2 separate regions of the Mus musculus genome follow, and region 1 is linked to region 2. Evidence: chromatin loops called from intact Hi-C (ENCODE). Cell type or tissue: heart. All regions are shown on one strand.

Evidence for each region. A loop is a pair of places that touch in the nucleus more often than their neighbours do. Peaks named below come from ENCODE experiments on the same cell type or tissue, not always from the same donor. Only the 100,000 strongest peaks of a DNase experiment are listed, where the experiment ranks them.
Region 1: a loop joins it to region 2, with 2.2 times the contacts of the local background. A loop is called at or near these places in 1 of 42 quality-filtered maps.

The regions. Positions count from the first base shown.
Region 1 is chr4:55,121,382-55,129,381 of GRCm38, reverse strand. No RefSeq gene overlaps it. Among named protein-coding and RNA genes, the nearest start is that of Gm12514, 14 kb to the left of the region's middle. In heart, a CTCF peak has its summit at 7,126 (motif pointing right); a DNase peak (open chromatin) is centred at 3,701.
Region 2 is chr4:55,228,177-55,236,176 of GRCm38, reverse strand. All of the region lies in intron 2 of Gm34231 (a long non-coding RNA gene), which reads right to left. Among named protein-coding and RNA genes, the nearest start is that of Gm34231, 24 kb to the right of the region's middle. In heart, a CTCF peak has its summit at 4,461 (motif pointing left); no DNase peak of the experiment used is centred here.

The sequences.
Region 1 (8,000 bases), 110 kb after region 2:
GAGAAACCCTGTCTCAAAAAAAACAATAAATAAATAAATAAATAAATAAATAAATAAATAAATAAATAAATAAATAGCAACTCCTAATTCATCACATTCTTATAGGATTGCATAAGTCAATTCAAGTAGAACAATTATAGTGACTGGCATGTATTGAATGTTTAACAAAGGTCATCCATTTCATCTGTTCTCCCCTCTAGAATATATCTAAGTGTGCTCTTAGTGTTGGATGTTTTCGCTATATTTAGTGGGAGTCTTAAGAAAAATTATATGGATCTATGCCAGACAATGGAAACGACTGAACTGTGTTCTTCTTCTGGTAGCAGAATGCTTCTTGTCTTTATGGGGTCATCACTTCTCATATATATATACGGTTATATATATATAACCGTACCCATCACCTTTGGGCTCCTCTAACATGGGGCTGTTACACATACTGCACAGCGTTGGTAGGATTAAGTGTGACAATGTAATAAGGTGCCAGGACAATGCTGAACACATGCTAATAACTCTCAGATCTCAGGACTTCCCATTGCTCCTGCTTCTACAGCGGGAACCTGGAATTCAACAATGGTAAGGAAACTCAAGAGTCAGGGATCTATCTTCCCACCTCATACGCTGCTTGACTCCTGCCTGATCTTTTATTTCCCAGGACAGCCTGCCCTGGTAAATGTTCTAAAGCAGACTTCAAGTTCTGGTGTGGGGAGGGGATCAGGACTTGAGAGTTAAGTGGGTCACTTTGAAGCTAATGCAGTCTAATTGCCCACATTCTGGTCTGTTCATTATTTCCACCATGTTCTCCGTCTTTCCTCTTTACCTTTGCTCAGTCTGTGCCTCTGCCCACGAGATCCTCCCTCCTCTCCCTCCTCTGCTCAGAGCTTAAATTAATTTGAAGCTGCAAAACCAGCTCTTCCGTCCCTTCTCTTTGACCTCCTGCACCTCGCTTTAGCACAGCAAAGGCACACGGTTTTGTTCCCTCAAATCTCTATAATCAGAATTAGCCAACTATTACCCATTTGGGAAATTCCCACCTTTTCAACCTGCTTTTGTAAACAAAGTTTTATTGGCGCACAGCCATGACTGCATTGAGTAGGGCTGCGGTTGGGCTATAAGATCAGAGTTGCGTAGTCACAGCAGAGATTTCATGACCTGTGATGCCTAAAGGTTTACTATCTGGTCCTACACGGAGGAAGTTTGCCAACTCCTGCTGCAGAGCGCTGGCACTGCATAGGAACTTGTACGAAATATAGAAGCTTGGGATCACCTTGGGCCCTGGCTCCATGCTGGCAGTGTAACAAGCCACGTGCTTCCTATGCATCTTAGACGAAGAGGGGCTTCTCTGATTTTGGCTTAGGGCAAACAAGGAGCCCTGCATCGTTGCCCAGTACAGGGTATATAAAAGAGATTCATCTGACAGAAGCCGACTGATGGTGGTGAAGAAGAAAGCCATTTTCTGCACAGTGTTTCTGAAAGCGTGGTCCCCAGAGAGAGAGCATCCACATTTCTAACGCCCACTTCACTTTCACAAAGCTGTTACCAAATCCCTGACCCAAACTCCTTAGGGAAGGAATTCTTTCTTTTGGCTCAGGGTTTCATAGGATTCAGCTCGTAGTTACTCAGTCTATGTCTGGAGCAGTACCCCATGGTTACAGGAGCCTGTGGCAAAGAGCAACTGTGCATATCACAAAACCAGGAAGCAGACAGTAAGCCAGGAACTCGTCAAGGAAAATATACCCTGTAGGGCCTCCTTCCTCCAGAAAGGCCCCACTTCCAAGTTGCCACAATGGCTAGGGACCAAGTGTCCAAGCAGGAACTTGTGGGGCACATTTCAGATTCAAACCATAAAAGCAACGGGCAGAAACTCTGGAGTAAGCTTAGCCATTGGTGCTTTAATGAGCCCTTAGGGTGACTCAAACACGGGCTGAATTCAGACATCTCAGATCCAAAGGTCCTATTTACTTTGCTCTAGGATAAGGGCCTTGTCATCAGCATGCACACCTTTCAACCCTGCACGTAATCCTCATTTCTAGCCGGGTTGAGAACCTCTGTTTTAGATCATCTCAATGCAATGAGTTTTCATTGAGTGCATATTTTCGTGCCAGGCACTAAGCTGTGTCAACTGCCGCAGCCACATTGGTATCTGTATTTACATGGTAAGGCAAGGTCTCTCTTCCCGAAAAGATCACCAGTGAATTGGGCAGTAGTCATGTGACTCAATGAATTGCATACACACTAATGTCTGCTGTGATAGTAGTAGCCTGGAACCCAAAGGCAGAAATAGTTGAGGTAAGTCTTTGTTTTCATGTGTATGTGTCTGTATGCATGTGTGCACAAGTGTGAGCAGGTGTACGTGTGTGTCTGTGTGTGTGCTCACGAATGTGGAGGCCAGAAGTTGGTGCCACATGTTTTCTTCAATCACTTTTTATGTTGTTTTAACTTTTGCACATTTCTTAAAAGATTTTTTTTATTTTATGTAAATGAGTGTTTTGCCTGCATGTTTGTCCGTGTACCACATGCATCCCTAGTACCCACAGAGGTCAGAAGAGGGCACTGAATACTCTGAAATGGGAGTTATGGGTGGTTCTAAGCTGCACGGAGGTGGTGGGATTCAAACCCAGAACAAAAGAGCTTTTAACCACGGCACCACCTCTCCGGCTCTCACCTTGTTGTATTGGCCTGAAGCTCACGGATCTGGCTAGATTGGTTGGCCATCAAATCTCAGGGCTCCTCCTTGCTGTGCCTCCCTAGCTATGAGGTTCCACTCATGACACCATGGCCAGCTGCTACATGGGTGCTGGTGACTGAACTCGGGTCCTTATGCTTGGTTGTTGTTGTTGTTTTTCGAGACAGGGTTTCTCTGTGTAGCCCTGGCTGTCTGGAACTCACTTTGTAGACCAGGCTGGCCTCGAACTCAGAAATCCGCCTGCCTCTGTCTCCCAAGTGCTGGGATTAAAGGCGTGCACCACCACACCCGGCCTCGGATCCTTATGCTTACACAAGCAATTTCTCTACCAACTGAGCCATTTCCCTGGTTTGTTTTTATTTTTGTTTGTTTGTTTGTTTTGTTTTGTTTTGTTTTAAGATAAGATCTTTGGTTGTATCACTGGCTGGCCTGGACCTCACTATGTAGACCAGGCTGCACTTGAAGTTACTGCAACGTTCCTGCTTCCCAAGGGCATGGATCACAGGTGTGTGCCACCCTGACCCAGTGAGCTAAGTCTTAAAGATAAGAAAAATGTTCTGGAACATCGGAGGCAGAGAAATTAGTATGCACCAAGGCACTGGGTCAGAGGACACAACCAAAGGAAACTGTTTCATTTGAAAAATTCCAAAATGCTTTCGTGTAGATGAAATATCAGAAACCAAGTGGCAAGTGTAGAGTGTGAACTGGACAGGTAAGCCCAAGCCTCGAAAGGGGGTTGTGATTGGAGTTAAGTGCCCCAAGTCCTCCTGACATGATTGCTCAGTGTCTAGTTTTATCTCCAAGCCTAGTGAGGAGTGGCCAAAGGAAGAGAACCACTTGGCAGAATTCCACAGACGCATGGAGTCTCCGTGGTCTGTGAAGAGAAAGCAGACTATTTACTGGAAAGCAGAGAAACTCCATACCCACAGCTACACAGATAGCTAGATTCCCCCCACCCCACCCCATCTCCCTGGCCACACTACCCATGCTGAGAGACTTCTGCCTCGGTGCGCTGCACACAGACAGATGAGGCTGGCAGAGCTGCTCTGTCTTGCAGCCGGGAGCCGGCACACAGCTGCTAACTTTCTTCCCCCCCTCACGTTAAGCTGGAACATTCTGCACTTTTCTTCTCCAACTCTTTCAAAGCAAGTCATTTCCCCCCTTCTTTTTTGGAAGGACGCCCATTGTTCCTGTGACATTAAAGATAGGTCTTCAGGCAGCAATTGGTGGAGTTAAGCTGTATTATGGGGACTTGTCACAAGGATACAACATTATACAAAGAAATGATGTGAAACAAAAATTGCTCTCTTCAGCCTTCCCAACCACTCCTGCATACAGATTTCAAGCCAGCGTTCTGCCCCGGTGTGACTGGGATAAGGGAGGAAAGGGAGGGAGGGCTGGGATACGTGTGTCTCTTCTAAGCAGCATTCCAGCTGCTGGGGACGCTGGTGGTTCTGGGAATTGGTGATGGACAGGGTAAGAAGGGAGGGTTGGGTGGTGGGAGACCGAAGAGGAGTGCCTTCCTTGTTTTGTTTTTCCTAGGAGTTTCTTAGGAAGAGTTATGTCAGATTGGGAACTAAGGGATGATGGTTATTTGAAGAGCTAAAGGCCTTTCCTTTCCCATGGAGATTCACACATTCATTTCCCAACCACTTTTCCTGACAATAAATAGTGACGTGCTACTACTGAAATGGGGCCCCATCTAAATTCTGGATGGAGAGTCTAGATATCGCTTGCCAAAGACATCATTTCTTTCTTTATTCTTTAATTTAAATTGGCTGTGGCCTCTGGTCCCTGCTCTCACTCACCGAGTGAGCTAGGAAAAATTATTTAAATGACCTCATGACTCTCTTTTCTCCTCTACAAAATGGGAATGTGTACTAGAGGCAGGAATGTGTGACCTTTTGACATCAGGACATGATGTTCTTGTATACAAAGTCCATGTTTGACATTAACACAATTGAGTTATTAAAGAGAAAATCTCAAAATGGCTCAGTGAGTAAAAGCCTGCTCATTCTGCAAGCCCGATGGGCTGAGTTCGATCCCGGAACCGACATCATGGTCGAAGGAGAGGACTCCCCAAAGCTGTTCTTTGATCGCAACATAAAAATTGCAGCATAGGCATGTCCCTTCACATCCCCAGCAGCTGGAAGGATGCTTAAAAGAGACCCACATATTCCTCCCTTCCATTCCACCGTAATCCCAGTCACTCTGGGACAAACATACATATACAATGATAATGAATAAATGTTTACATGTCATAACTATTCAATATTTGTGTGTGTGTGCATGAGTATTTGTGCACGTGAGTGTGTGTGTGCACGATATCAGGTCAAAAGAGGAAGTTTGATTCCCTAAAGCTGAAATTACAGTGTCCTCTGGAAAATCTTAAGCAATGGTAACTGCTGAGTGGTCTCCCCAGCCCCCAATTTCATAATATTTTAGGTTAAGTGTACAGATTTGTGTTGGGCTGCATTCATAGCTCATAAGTATTATATCATCCCTTGGTACATGCTAAAGTAGAATTCCCTTATACTGCTATTACATGTGTTGAATAACACAGTGCCTGCAATTAATACAGCACTTGGCAGCCTACGTTCTCCATAACTGTTTGCTGTATGCTGTTGCTTTCACGGTTGGAAGTCTACGGACATTTATTAAATGCTACCAGTGCTCTCCGGGCCTCTGAGAAGGCAAGGGATGGAACTGGATGCTGCAGGTAATCCGTGGAGTGCAGAGCAGGCTGTGACAGATTGCGGATGAGGATGACCGAGAGAGGGGCGCAGGCTAACAGACAGATGAATGAGGAACATGCAGGCTAAGCCAGTGACCAGAAAAGAGGTAGCTCCTCTGGTTACTTGGTGGGTGAAGCCTAGATGGTGTTGAGTGCCCAAGTCATCCAGGAGACTTCTTGTTAGAGCTAAGAGGCTGTGCCAAGATATCCCAAAGTGTGGGGCCTGGCATGAGGGGGACGGTTACGGGAAGGGTGCTCCATGGAGAGAGACAGGGGGTAGGGCTGGAAAGTTTAGGCTGGCTCTTCTGGGTGAGAGGCTGTGCAAGGGTTAACTTCTGTAGGAAGTGTTGACTTGTTGGTTCTCTTGTTTGGGACAGGGTATCATGTAGTACAGGCTGGCCTGTAATTCCCTATTTTAACCAAGGATGAGCTTGCAGTTCTGTTGCTCTTGTCTCTCCTTGTAAGTGCTGCAGTGATTGGCATGCACCATTTCCCATGCCAAGTTTATGTAGTGCTGAGGACTGAACCCAGGGCTTTATGAATGCCGGGCAAGCATGCTACCAGCTCAGCTGGATTCCCAGCCCATGCCTTGACTCAGGCTGTGATCCAGGCTTCCCTAGAACTCCATATCATCCAGGATGCCTTTGACATTGGAGTGGTCCTTCTACCCCAGCTTCTAGGATATTAGGTTTATAAGTGTAAGCCACCACACCTACTCTTAAATGGAATCCTTAGACTCTTTCCTGACTCTAGGGAGCTGCCTGTTGGAAAACCTTTCTCTCCTACAGGAAGGTTATGATAAACAACCAAGGAGTGGACTGACGGGCAGGTAGTCAGGGATATCTACAGACACCAATGACACTGGACACTGGATGTACCCTCCAAGTCCTTTAATGATGGCCTCTACAGGTCTTACATTACCCAGCACCTCTGTCTCCCCTCCCCTCATTCCCATGAGACCCTGATCTCCTTGCAAAACTTTGCAAATGCAGGGACTTAGCCCTATATGAAGAATGAGTGGGTAACAGAATCATCCATCCCTCTGTAGCTTTCTGCACACACTTCCCAGAAGGAGTTGCAAGTTGCTTTTTCGTCTCCTGGGCTTCAGTGTTGCCTTGGGAGACCAGCTTTGGATTCTGCGGTTTACAGTGATAGAAAACACAGAGGAAGCAGGAAGAAGAAAAGGATGAAGCCGTCCTCTCCTCTCCCCATCCATCTGGACAGACTCTTGGCTGAACAGAGTAGAGGCCAGTTCCCTGTGCAGCGAAAGATGGATAACTTTCTTAGGGGGCGGTTCTGCCATATGGGAAGAAAGCTGGGATCTGCACCTCAGTCCTAAGGTCCCTTCTGTTAGTGATGTTCGGTTCCCTTGACCTCTTGGCATAGTTTGCAGATTCAAAAGAAGAACCCCAGGAACAAAAATCTCTCCAACGCCACATAGATTATTCTGGAATTAGGCCACTGCTGCCAATTTTATTTGGTGATCCCAGTTGGATCTCCAAATTACACCTGTAATTTGGTGCACTCCATGTATCTCAGACTGTCAGAGAAATCCTATAATTATTTTTCTAGGTGACAAAGTTTTAAGGACTAGCTAAATAAATGGAGCTAAATTTAGAGTTCTGCCTCTGTGCAAGGGAATGGGGCAAGGGGCAGGCAAGTGATCTGTGGCTTGGAGGAAGGAGAGTCTCGCTTCTATCCAAAAGGTGGCAGCAGAAATTACCTCAATTAACTGAACAAGAAGCCAAGCCTCCGCTGCCAGCTCACCAGGAGCCCTGGCACACACCTTTTTCCTTTTCTGCCAGATTCCAGGCCACGATCAGTAAGCGGTCCCCAGCTCCATCTGCTGCTCCCGTCTGAGACTGATCCCCGGGCCCTCATCACCTCCTGTTTTCTCCTCCAGCTCAGCATTCCAGAAGGAACAGGGTCAGAAGTTCACACAGCAAAGAAATCCCAGCCTAGAGCTATTTAACAGGGAGCTCAAAGAAAAGAGGCCAGGGCCTGGGTCTAGCCTGCACAAATTCCAGGAACAAGAAAGGTTTGCTGCACACTCACTATAGTTAGCACTCTGATGAAAACCAAGATGCAATGCTTATCAAGCTCTTTGCCAAAAGAGTTTTTTTAAAAAAAAAATGATTTATTTACTTATTATATGTAAGTACACTGTAGCTGTCTTCATACACTCCAGAAGAGGGCGTCAGATCTCATTAAAGATGGTTGTGAGCCATCATGTGGTTGCTGGGATTTGAACTCAGGACCTTCAGAAGAGCAGTGAGTGCTCTTAACCGCTGAGCCATCTCTCCAGCCCGCCAAAAGAGTTTTTAAATTTTTATTTATTATTATAAAGTCTCACTATGTAGCCCAGGCTACCCTGAACTCACTAAGTAGTCCAGGGTGAGCTCATATTCGCAATCCTCCAGCCTCAGCCTTCTATGTGATAAGACTATAGGTATATGCTACCACACTTGGCTTGTTTTCCTAGTTTTTTTTTTGTTTGTTTTAATGTATTAGTTAGTTTTGCTTTGGGGGAGGCTTTTTTGTTTCGGTTTTGTTTGTTTGTTTTAAGACAGTGTCTCATTACAT
Region 2 (8,000 bases):
ATGGCTGACTGCAGTTTGGAGTCAGTGTTGCTTGCAGTGGGGAGCCAGGGAAGATTCTAAATGTGAAGATTTGCCCAGCTCCATTGGATCTGCATCACAGAAATAAGATTCTGACATCGGATAGAAACTTGTTAGAAAAGGCTAAAAGAGAGACACTTCAGAAAGCCAGTGACAATCATAGCCAGAACCAGATGCGGTGAAAGTAACAGGGCAAAGAAAGCTAGCTTAAGATGCAACGAAGACAATGTTGACGTTATGCCTAGATACGGGGACTTGAGAGAAGGGACGTTGAGGATACTAGGACCATTGCTAGATAGTCAAGTCATGAGTCAAGACAAAGAAACTAGACAGATGAATAGGAAGACAGGAGCAGATGGGGCCAAGATGAGAGTCTAGTTTTGGATATGCTGAGTATTATTATTGGGGTCACTGAGGAGAATTGTCCAGTACACAACTGTTCTAATTTGCTTTTCTGTTGCTGTGATAAACACCATGACCAAAAACAAGTTGGAAAGGAACAGAGTTATTTTAGCTTACAGGTAATGATTCATCATTAAAGGAAGCCATGGCAGAAACTCTCGGCAGGAGTGTGGAGGTAGGAACTGAGACAGAGACCACAAGAGAACACTGCCCACTGGCTTGCTTCAAGCATCACATTCAGCAACCTTTCTTTTACAGCTCAGTCCCACCTCCCTAAATAGTACCACAGACAGTGCGCTGGGCTCTCTTATGTCAACTAGCAATCAGGATGATGCTCCCAAAGACAAGCCCATGGTTTGATAGAGGCAATGTCTCAGATGTGTTGTCTTCTTCCTAAGCATGTCAAGTTGACAGTCAAGATTAGACATCCCAACAATTGAATATTTCAATTTACAAAAGATGAGACACCTGAGTGGCAGATCAAATTCTCTCAGGGGCATTTTTGTTTGGATTGTATAATTGATTCTTTTTATTAGAGTTCTGCAAAGCTACCATGAACACTAAATTAGGAAACACCAAGCCATTGCTCCTAGCAAAAGATAGAGTGGGGGGTGGGGTGTCTTGTGACTCTCACAACAGTCTCATCTTTATTTAATAGATAACCTTATTTATGTATGTTTTCATTTAAGAACATCTTTTTTTTAATATCATTGACTTGTGACTAATGAAATCATGGCCAACAACACTCCAACTCAACCCATAATAAAGCTTTTCTAAAATATATTTTCACCATAAGGCATAACACAGACTTCTTGTGTTTAAGACAAGAGAGTAGACAAAAATGTGAAGCTGATAAATTGATCATGAAAGTAAATGCATGTTTTTGCTTTAGTTATTAATGGAGCCAAGGAAACTAGAAAGAGAAACAGAGAATTAGGGAGAAATGAGGTGAAGATGATGATCCAGTTTGTGATATGCTAATTATTAAGAACTAAAACAGGAAGGCAAAGTGCTGCCTTGTTCGGCCTCAGTTGGGGATCTGTAAGTAGATGCCTTAAACTTCCTGTTGCTGTGTCTATCCTGACAGTAAAAGCTCCATGAGTACTGATGATGGGATTACAGATAAAGTTTTTCGAGCGGGAAAAGTTCTTGAGTGATGTGGAAAAGCCATTCAGCATCATGACTAGTTGGTTGATATTGCCTCATGAAGGGATAATGAGATAAAAGGGGGCTTAGAATATGCCCCGAGTGTCACCAACATCTAAAAAATGGGTAACAGGAAAGATATGTGTGTGTGGGCAGGGGCGGGGTGGAAGAAGGAGGGCTCACACCTACAGCTCACAGCACGCACAGGAGCCGGGTGGGGAGGATCTTGGAGCAGTTGGAGGAGGAAAACCATAATCACAATAAATTGAAGAACTCTATTCTCATTGAGAAAATATTATTTTTTTTTTTTAAAAAGTGCTCAGGGGTCTCCACTATAGCAAGAGATTAACTAAGGAGGGAAGGGTACCACTTGATTTGACAAATAGAATGAGAACTTGGGGAGACAAGTTCTTGGGCTTCTTACTGCGGGACACAAGGCAATTTGCTTTGCTGGAGGCTGAAGAATTAATGGCAGGGGAATGTTCATCCCATTGTAGATATTCCCGGATATGCTTCAGAGTAAAGGGAATGAGAAAGGTGGCTTAATGGCTGAAAAGAACCCAATGGGGTGTTGGCTTATCGTCTAAGAGGAAGAAGGACGACATTTCCAAGTGTCAGTGGTTTATTCCTGTCTAGTTGTTGAGAGGAGACAGTAGAAGGGGAAGGAGGTAAGGACTGGAGGGTGGCTGGCAAGTAGGGGCCACTGGTAGGTGTGAGCACAGAGGAGAGCCTTCAGTGGCCCGGGAAGGGAGCTGAGCCTGAGAGCTGGGTCATTCAACATGTCACATTTGTCCTCTCCCTAGAGCTTTTTCAGCCGTTGTTTCCTCTGTCTGTGTCCTCACATGCCTCTCTCTGTGGCTCTTCATATGACCCATTCCTTCCCGTCAGGTGCCAACTCAAAGGTCAGCTCAACAGAGAGGCTGTCCTGACATTCCGAGTTCAGGGTGTCCTTCATCCTTATCCAAATGGTCTACTCATCTCTTCACCCACCTCATCCCCATCTCCTCTCTTGACTGAGAACTCTACTGATTGTCACCTTGGTAGGATCCAGAAGGACCTAGGAGACAAACCTCTGTGTATGTCTGTGGGGGAAGCTCTTGACCAGTGACTCTCAAACTTCCCAATTCTTCGAACCTTTAATACAGTTTTGCAGGTTGTGGTGATTTCCAACCATAAAATTATTTTTGTTGCTACTTCATAACTTTAATTTCTCTACTCTTAGGAACCATAATGTAAATATCTGTGTTTTCTGGTTGTCTTAGGTGACCCCTATGAAAGGGTCATTCAACCCTCAGAGGAGTTGAGACGCACGAGTTGAGAACCAGTGCTCTAGACTGAGGGAATCCAGGTGGGAAATCTCACTCTAACTTTGGGGACATCATTCCACGGACCGGGGGGCCAATACTGAGTAAAAATGGAGAAAGTGAGCTGACTATCAGCGTTCATTGCTCCCTACTTCCTGTCTGCAGATGCAATGTGGTCAGCCACCTCACACCACTGCTGTCTTGTTTTCCCCCAATAACAGTCTATCCCCTAAAGCTGTAAGCTTCAACGGGCTCTTCCTGTCTTAAGTGGCTTTTGTCATCTTTCTCTGCCACAGCCATAAGGAAAGTAATGAGTATAAACCTCACAAGACCTTAGATTCTCATTGGTTTTGTTCACAGGTGTATGATGTATTCCCAGTGCGTGGCAGGCACCTGTACAAATGAACAGCAGCTAGGAAGCAAAGGTTTTGCTTGGGGGCTGGGGGGGGGGGGCGACAAGTTTTCTTCTTTGTGCTCCAGTGCCAAGAATATCCATTCAGTGTTGACTACATCTCTACTTCCAGAATCGACCAAAGAGAAACAAGAAGCGGTATCCAAGCACAACCTTGGATACAAAATGGTTAAAATAGCATTATTTAAATGGCCTAGAAGTGACCAGACCTCAAATGTCAGCCAACAAATGGATTACCAGCTTTTTGGAAAGGAATGCATTTGTGTAGCAGGCTATTATTCAGCCATAAAAGGAATAAAGTTCTAATATGTATAGCAATGGCTGAACCTTGAGAAATAAGAATAAGTAGAGGAAGCCAGACTTAAGAAACCACATACTGTACAATGGAACTTATGCAGAGTGTGCATGAATCACAGAGACGGAAAGTACATTGGTCACTGGCAGGGGCTCAGGAGATTGAGGGTGGAATGAGAAGTGACAATTCAGTGAGAACAGGAATTTTGGGAGTGACTGTGAGAGGGGTGTTAAGAAACATTTTTCTTTTCTAGGATGTAATTAGGTAATTATGAAGATTGAACACCAGAGACCATGACATTGTGAAGTTCAAAATAGTTAAAATTGTGAACCCTAATAAAAAGTACACAACGGAAGTGCATCAGGTGTGTAGCTCAGGTCTGAAATACGCTGGCCTGGTACTTTAATCTGTCCCCACAGGAGTTTGAGAACTACTTAACGAAAGGCCTCAGGCATGAGTATGCCAAACAGATGTGTTATTCCAAGTTATCAATTCATTACTCCTAAGATTCTTGAGAGAGTCTCTCAGTCTGTGAGCTCTCAACTCTTGCATAAAGATGTGGTTTTTAGGTAGCCCATAAATGCTTTAATATTTACAGAATAAAACATGGAACTTTTGCTTGGAGTCCTTGCAAATGCTAGTACTAAAGAGAGACATATTTTTCAAGTGACAGAAACCATCTCCCTGCCTCTCCGTCTTTATACAAAGGTCCGTGGAAGGTGATACTTCTAAGGGTGTCCTTCCATGATACCAGTGGGTGGGGAGCTTTCTAGGGACATCAAAGCCACAGTAATGGGACTAGTTCTCTGCTAAGAGTTCATTGTGTCCTGGGGGCAGTCAGTGAACGAACTGATTCCTTTGAGTCCTGGCTGTGAGTAGCCCTCTAGTGGCAGCTGCTGACATTAGCCATCCTTATGTAGAGCCCTGGTAGGTCTGTGTGCCAATCAGTGTGAGTCCTAAGCAGTGTCACAGCAATGCTATTCCAACAAACCATCTCTAGGAACATGAAAGTTCCAGGTCTAGTTTAGCCAAACATGAATGATTAAAGTCTCTGAGTAAATTTTCTTTTGCTCGTGGAAGAATGAAGGATCATGGGTATGAACATATGGACATCATAAATCTTCATTTCAACTGGACATGGAAAAAGACACCCAAGTGTAGGATCTCTTTATAGGAGAGAAATTTGGATGTCTGTCATATATTTTTCTTTTATTCCCCTCCTTTCGATAGGGCCTCATATAACCCAGGCTGGCTCTGATATAGTCAAGGATGACCTTAAACTTCTGACCTCCTGCTTCCATTTCTCAAGTGCTGTGATTCCCGAGTGCTTAGATTGCTGGTGTGCACCACCTGGCTTGTGAGGTGCTAGATCAGACCTGGGGTTTTATGTAAGCTAAGTGTACTGGCTAGTTTTGTGTCAACTTGACACAGGCTGGAGTTATCACAGAGAAAGGAGCTTCAGTTGAGGAAATGCCTCCATGAGATACAACTGTAAGGCATTTTCTCAGTTAGTGATCAAGGGGCAAAGGCCCCTTGTGGGTAGGACCATCTCTGGGCTGGTAGTCTTGAGTTCTATAAGAGAGCAAGCTGAACAAGCCAGTAAAGAACATCCTTTCATGGCCTCTGCATCAGTTCCTGCTTCCTGACCTGCTTGAGTTCCAGTCCTGACTTCCTTTGGTGATGAACAGCAGTATGGAAAATGTAAACTGAATAAACCCTTTCCTCCCCAACTTGCTTCTTGGTCATGATGTTTGTGCAGGAATAGAAACCCTGACTAAGACCCTAAGCAAGCACTCTACCCACCGAGCTTCATCCTTAGACACCCTCCTCCCCCAAGCTGATCATTTAACCACAGAAAGGATGACCTGAAGATAGAGATGTGTGAATTTCATCTAAGTTTATGTGAAAACTTTGTTCACTTAGTGACTCTGTAGCATGTCATATCTCTCCTTGAAGGAGTCTGTTCCAACTGCCTCTTTTCCATTCTGACATCAGGCCCTGGTCTGTGCTTACACCTCTGTTCCTGTGGGTCAGCCACTGCTTCAACAATATGTACTCTGAGTTAAGGATAAGGTAGTCAATGTAAAAGGGAAAGTGTTGGCTCTGTAGGGAGGTGGATAAATATACCTGGCAGAGAAATACACATAAGAATCAGCCTGAGTGAGAACAGAGAGATGCAGAGGGCTAAAAGGGATTGATGACTTCTGATAAGGTGGTTTGAGAAGAACCTTCTAGTAAGATGGGATTCTGCGTCAGGGACTTGATACAGAACGCCATGGGGTTGTGTACTGGATCAAGAAGGACTAGGACATAAGAACATTCTCTCAGGATCACTGAAATGGCTTGAATGGAAAATGCTCACCAAGGCTCATGTGTTTGAGCACGTGGTCCCTGGTTGGTGTTATTTTGGGGGATTTTATGGAACCCTTAGAAGGTATGTATGTCCTTGTTGAAGGATGTATGTCCCCACTTCCAGTTCTTTTTCTCTGCCCTGCATTTGTAGTTAAGATGGGACTGCTCAGCTTCCTGCTCCAGCCTCTTGCTGCCATGCTCTCCCCATTATTGTGCACTCTTCCGTTAGAGCCATCAACCAAATGTAAATAGTTCTTCCTTATGTTCCTTTTGGTTATAGTGTTTTAGCACACAAAAAAGTGATGTTATGTGGTTGTGTTGTTCCTAATACCCTCACTATGGGTACAGATGAACCATCCAGAGCCTGCTGCTGGAATGTAGGCAGAGGAGACAGTGGTCCCACCAGAGTGAGGCAAAAGGCAGTCAGACTGCAAGAGCATTTGGAAGATGAAAGGCTAAGGGTATGACACCATGTGTGGATACCTGAAAGAACGGGTCTATACCCAAAACAGCCATATGTGGGCTGGAAGTTTGAGACAGGGAGCTAGAAGATGGGTCTTGGATTTGTTAAATCTAAAATGTCATTGGCATGTCGAACTTGAGGCTATTCATTGTCAATTGTCAGATTCCACATGGTACAGGATGAAATTATTATCATCTTCCAGGGGATAAAAATAGACACAAAAGACAAGTAGACTAAGAACAGAGTTCCAAGGCACCAGGGGCCCCAAGAACTAGATGAGACACAAAGACTCATGAGGAAGTGGTGCCCTGAGAACAAGTGACAAAGTTGGTCCAAGAAAGAGGGAGCCGAGACCCTGGGCATGAGGAAAACAGAGAAAATGACACTGGATTTTGCAACATGGAGGTCATGGGAGTCCTGGTGAGAACCCTTCTATAGGAATGATGGAACCCAAAACCTGAGGGCAATGACTTTGAGAGAGGAAGGGGAGGGAGTGATGTGGCTGAGCCTCCATAGCTACTGTCACATTTTTTCTATGAAGATCTGAGGAGCTAAGGAGATGGCTTAGTGGGAAGAGGGCTTGCCCTACAAATATGAGGGCATAGTTCAAATCTCCAGAACCCATATGAAAGCCAGGCACTGTATCTGCATTCCCAGTGCTCCTATAGTGAGATAAGAGGGGGAAATGAGGATCTGTGTAAGCTTGTAGGCCAGCTAGCCTGGTGTATACAGTAGCAGTCAACCTGCCTCAAAGCAAGGTAGAAGGAAAAACCATACCTTGGGTTTTCCTATGACTTTCTCAAAGTTGCTATGACACTCGTGTAGCCTCAGTCACACTCACCCATACATGCACACTCATACACACACACACACACACACACACACACACACATATGCATGCACGTGCCTTTTGTGAAGAAGTGTGTATTCTCCAAGCAAGTGAGAAGGTATAGGCTCCATTGCACAGTGGAGGAGTCAGGCACAAAAGATGACTAAGAAAAAGGGTATTGTATCATTCTCCTCTCTTCAGGGTTTCATAGCTAGTATGTCCTGTGAGCTGGGGACAGAGATGGATAGGAAAGGCAGCAGAGTTTAAGTTATATACAATTTGAAGTGAACTATTCAAACACCCTTAAAATATCAATATGTAAACCTTAACATAGCTCTATACATCGAATGCCAGAATATAGCAATGCAAAGTTCTAATAGGCACCAAGGGTACAAGAAAAAGTTTTCGGTTGAAAACTTAGCATCCATCATCATGAATGCATCTCTATGAGTTGGGGAGGGGCTCACAGTGCTGTTGGTTTTTGCAGATGACACTAATAGCTGGTCTAAGCCTCACACATTTGTTACCTTTGTTGCTGTGTTCAGATGCAGTTTAAGGAAGCGTTTATTTTGGCTTATGGTTCCAGAGGGCTAGATGTCAATAACAGCAGAGAAGGCATGGCAGCAGGAGCAGGAAGCAGAGAGAGCATCTTGGCAACTGCTTACGCGGGTCTGGAGAGAAGGAACTGGGAGTAGGGCAAGGTTGTAAACCCTCAAAGTCAGTTCCCAGTGACACGTTTCCTCCAGTAAGGATACCTCCTGAAAGTTCCATAGGTTCCT